Linked DNA regions of Homo sapiens: region 2 is linked to region 1. A link is a loop called in an ENCODE intact Hi-C map of the cell type or tissue named here. Cell type or tissue: IMR-90. All regions are shown on one strand.

Region 1 (2,500 bases):
CAGAGGGAGAGAGAGTTTCTTAGGCAGAGAACATCAGTACTGAAAACTAGGAAAGCAAGGTTCCTTCATGGGACCGGGAACCAGAGCCAGAGAGGAACGGCACGGCAGGTATGGCATGGTGACTGGAAGGGATGAGGTCTGGCGGCTCATATGAGGACCACTTCAGGAAATCGAAGAAATAATTTTGGACATCTTTACTGGGGATGGCAGTGGAGAGGTGGAAGCAACAACACCAGCAGAGATTTAGAAATGTTATTTGAGGTAACAATATAAGGTGACCTTATCAGTACCCCAAGATGGAGAATAGTCTGTATAGTGCTCATATTCTGTTTAATTAACTTGAAAATAGAGTCCTGGCAAATCAAGTCCTTCCCCTCTGCACGTTTCTAAACATGAAGATAACCTGAAAATTTTTGAAATACCCATGTCAGCTGTGACTCATTTTTACTCTTTTTAAATCAACAATGCAATTTAAATTCTAATTTGGAAATCCAGTTACCTATTATACCTTCACTTCGACAGCTGCAGCATTTCACTTCTGGCAATACATATTCCCAATCACGTATCTTGAAACACACTTTGTTAAATACTTAAAGTCCATATCAAGAATGAGCTTTGGAGTTAGCAAGTCAGCTGGGGTGATCATTTTTGGATGCCTGAGGAATGAATAAACTAAAATTGCTTGGAGAGACAGGAAATAATCTCTTTCTAGGGGTATTGCTTCTCTGTGCTCTGTTTCACATTTTTTCCTAACAAATCACTGAAACAAATAATAAGAGAAGCATTTCTAGCTTTCCTTCTGCAGAAAGAATGCCTGAGGAGGCGACTGCACTAGTTAATGTGACTGCATGCTGAATGCCCTAAATTCTCCTCCATGAATACATCAAGAATATGGTTCAATTACTGAATTCCGTTCTGCAACAAATCCCTGAGAAATAGAATACATAAAAGAGAAACTAGAAAAGATCACTTATAATACATGTATAGGATGTAGCCCAAGGTGACAATTTCTTTGTCTTTGAGCATCTTAAATATTTAATTTTGGAATTCTGGTGGGGATAAGGGGTAGGCCTGGAAAAAAATCCCTATAATGGAGCTTCAGGACCCTCCATCTTCAGGTTGCTAAGTAATGTGTTTTGACAATGCATGAACACTAGATGGCACCCATAACCTTAAAACATAGTAAAACGTTACTTCCCTTTTCTGTATAGGCAAGAATGTAGGAATCAGTCAATTATGGGGATTATAAAAATTAGCTGGGCAGAGTGGCAGGCACCAGTAATCTCAGCTACTTGGGAGGCTGAAGCAGGAGAATCACTTGAACCCAGAAGGCAGAGGTTGCAGTGAGCCGAGATCACGCCACTGTGCTCCAGCCTGTGCAACACAGCCAGACTCCGTCACAAATAATAATAACAAATCTACTCGAGCATTTCCCACTACTGGTGTCCTGTAAGTTACTCCTTATGTAAGGGTTTGGTGGTCAAAATGTTTTTGAAAGCCATAGACTTCATCTGCTCTAGGAGATTTCCAATGGACACAGGTAAACATGTTTTTTAGAAGTTCTTCATTGAAGAAGCCTGTACAAATGAACCTATTACAGTAGCAACCTATTACAATCCTGCTGTTTCAGTGTTCTACGAAACACACTTTGGGAAATGCCAATCTAGTCCAATCCCTGTCCCAAAGAAGGAACAGCCCAAACTATCCAAAAGAGGCCCTCCTTATACATGGGTATCTGAACCTTTTTAAAAAACAACAGATACAGTCTTAAAGCAGAGTTGATAGTAATAGCAACACTTATTGAATATGTATACTATGACATGCTGTATTTTAAGTGTTACTGTCTCTTCTCTTTCTTCAGTGTGTGTGTATATATATATATGTGTATGTATATGTGTTTATATACATATACATACATATACAATACCTGGCACATAGTAAGCCATTAATAACTAAATTACCTAGGAATATTCTATAGTCTGTGTGTGAGAGTAGGAATGGACATTCTGCCCCTCATTAGAAAGGTTATTGTCTATTATGCAAGTCTCTTACCTATGAAGAACAATTGAGACCAAAGACATATCCTCCAGATCCCTTCCCTGGGGATTCTACTTCCTTTCTCTGAAACTACTACATTATTGTTAACATGACTTATTTGCAAATTAATCTTACATGACCTATTAATATGTATTGAATTTTATTTAGCTTTTTTTTTTTTTTTTTTTGACAGAGTCTCACTCTGTTGCCCAGGCTGGGGTGCAGTGGTGTGATCTTGGCTCACTGCAGCCTCTGCCTCCTGGGTTCAACCGATTCTCCTGACTCAGCCTCCCAAGTAGCTGGGACTACAGGTGCACACCACGATGCCTGGCTAATTTTTGTATTTTTAGTAAAGACAGGGTTTCACCATGTTGGCCTGGCTGGTCTCAAACTCCTGACCTCAGGTGATCTGCCCGCCTCAGCCTCCCAAAGTGCTGGGATTATAGGCATGAGCCACTGTGCC
Region 2 (2,500 bases), 740 kb after region 1:
TGAAGCAGTGAAAAGGCAGACTCTAAAATCGGTCTTGTTCTTACACTCATGCGTAGCTGGCTTTGAGTTCAAGAAAGTTTAAGTAAAGCAGTTAAATGTACACCAGAATCATTACAATAACACTCAGATCTTGGTCCTGGCTCTGTGAGGCTCTGAAGTAGCTGTGTGACATCTTAGCAGCTATGTGACATCTTATTAGTTATGTGACCTCCTCTGGTAGACAAATTTCTCATCTGAAACATGTTTAGAGAACTAGGCTAGAAAAGTGGCTCTCTTTTGTGCTGTGGAGACACACTGAAAGGTCATGTTCATCGTGAAAAACATTTCAGATACTGATATTAATTATATAGTGATTGGAAATCATTTACTCAAAAAAATAAAGGATAAAAGATTTAAAAGGAGACAACTCCAGTCTCACTCGCTTATATTCTGTGTGTTTGCTTTAGAGGAAAAGAAAGAAGTCAGATGTCAGTTAATGCAACTTCAATAAAGCACAGCCTATTTTATCCAGGGTAAGCCTATTGCAAGTGACCCTAACTGAAGCTGTGACAATAACAGGTGGTTGCAAAGGCTCGTCTATGCAGTATTATTGGGGGTTTTTATAAAAGCTTGGGTATGCTTATAGGCATGAGTTGCCTCTTATGCCTGTTACAGAGGAAAAAATACTGAGAAGAGTGAGCAAGAAGCTGTCTAAAGTCCCTGTCAGCACTGAACTGTGGAGATTTGGATCAGAGTCAACCTCAGGGAACTGACTTTACAGTATCCTTGGAGACACTACACATATCCCTGAAGCAAGGCTTTAAACCCTTGAAAGATCCCATCCGAGAATGTACTATTCCCTTATTGGGTGAGACTGCAAGGCAGGGGGGTTGCTTGGGAAAGAATAAGAAAGATAACTCTTGAATAAGCATAAAATATCGCTTGTTTTTAAATACTGCCCAAAATAGCACCTCCATTTCTTTTTTATTCTGCACATAATGTCGTCTAACTAATATTTATATATGGTTTTTCTTTAACAAAAAGCTATTCTTACAGAACTATGCTGAATCATGGCTCTGGGTCTCAAGTTGCCATAACTGTAAAATGGTTTGGGTTAAATATTACCTAAGGTGTCTCCTAAGAGTATGATTCAGTGATTTTCTCAAAAAGATGTGAGTGCCTGGCTGCTGCCACCTGGTGTCAGCTACCTGAACTACAGTTACCAAAGAAGTTAATTCTTTCCTGTGTTTGCACATTCTGTCCAATTTAGTAATAATATGACAGTGCAACATGATGACTTTATAAGGTGAAATGGTCTCAACAGATAATCTAGTCTATATGACTGTGTGATACATAAAAATTACATTCTACTTTTAAAGACACCTACAGGTAGATTCTCTAAATTCTTTTGTCACCATTTCTGTGTATCACTACATTTTAAATTCTTCCTGATATTACTCCTTCCTGATATATTCATCATTATACTATAAAGCATTCCCTTCAAACTCAAAAATAAAAATAAAATATTTTCATTTATATTTTAGTGGAATTAAAAGAACATGTAAGTGACCAGCTTGTCCATATACACAGGTGTAAATAGAGGCTTCTGACAAAGAAAATAGGTCTCAGTCAGTACTGCGCACTCAAATTACCTGTAAAATGTCTCTATTAGCTGGAAGCATGGGATGTCAAAAGTAGTAGAATAGGGCATCATGACTATAGGGATTTGGGTCTAAATATGTCAGTTATTTGCTGTATAATACTGTAAAGATTACTTAATTTTACTGAGTCAGTTTCCATTTGCACATAGGTACAACAATTTCCACCTCATGGAACTTTCAAAGTTAAAGTAACTAGAACATAATAGTGTCTAATAAATGTTAGAAAACTCTGTGAGTCATACAGAGCACTATAGATGCCCCTGAATGAAGGTTTCCAACCCTTAGAAAAACAGCACAATACCTAGAACATAGTATGTGCTCAATACATAATTGTTGATAAATGATTGATTATTACTCATGTTCAAATGTCAGATTATAAGGCTTCCAGGACAGGCTTTGATGCTCTACCTCAAATTTATATTGGAGATGGGTCTGATAACAAAATTGGTGCTTATGAGAATAGGACCCAGATCATGTAACACATTGCTATGGATTATATTTAGTTGTATTCACGTGAGCTTCCCCTACAAGCCTATTAAATCCTTGAAGGCAGGAGCTATATTTTAAATATCTCTATATCTCTAGTGATTTGATGATCACTAGAATGATCATCAAATGTGACATATGCAATAAATATATCATTCGATAAAGTATTATTGACACCAACATAACTACTATTTCCACGTTAAATTTCATATGATGAAGTTTTTTTTTTTTTTTTGAGACAGAGTCTTGCTCTGTTGCCCAGGCTGTAGTGCAGTGGCATTATCTCTGCTCACTGCAACCTCCGCCTCCTGGGTTAAAGAAATTCTCCTGCCTCAGCCTCTGGAGTAGCTGGGACTAAAGCAGCACTCAACCAC

Evidence for each region. Peaks named below come from ENCODE experiments on the same cell type or tissue, not always from the same donor. Only the 100,000 strongest peaks of a DNase experiment are listed, where the experiment ranks them.
Region 2: a loop joins it to region 1, with 12 times the contacts of the local background. A loop is called at or near these places in 25 of 110 quality-filtered maps.

Annotation. Positions count from the first base shown.
Region 1 is chr11:83,826,992-83,829,491 of GRCh38, forward strand. All of the region lies in intron 17 of DLG2 (discs large MAGUK scaffold protein 2), which reads right to left. Among named protein-coding and RNA genes, the nearest start is that of DLG2-AS2, 190 kb to the left of the region's middle. In IMR-90, a CTCF peak has its summit at 1,172 (motif pointing right); a DNase peak (open chromatin) is centred at 720; H3K4me3 peaks cover 253 bases; H3K27ac peaks cover 810 bases.
Region 2 is chr11:84,563,616-84,566,115 of GRCh38, forward strand. The region is part of intron 6 of DLG2 (discs large MAGUK scaffold protein 2); the gene reads right to left. Among named protein-coding and RNA genes, the nearest start is that of DLG2-AS2, 930 kb to the left of the region's middle. In IMR-90, a CTCF peak has its summit at 1,172 (motif pointing left); no DNase peak of the experiment used is centred here.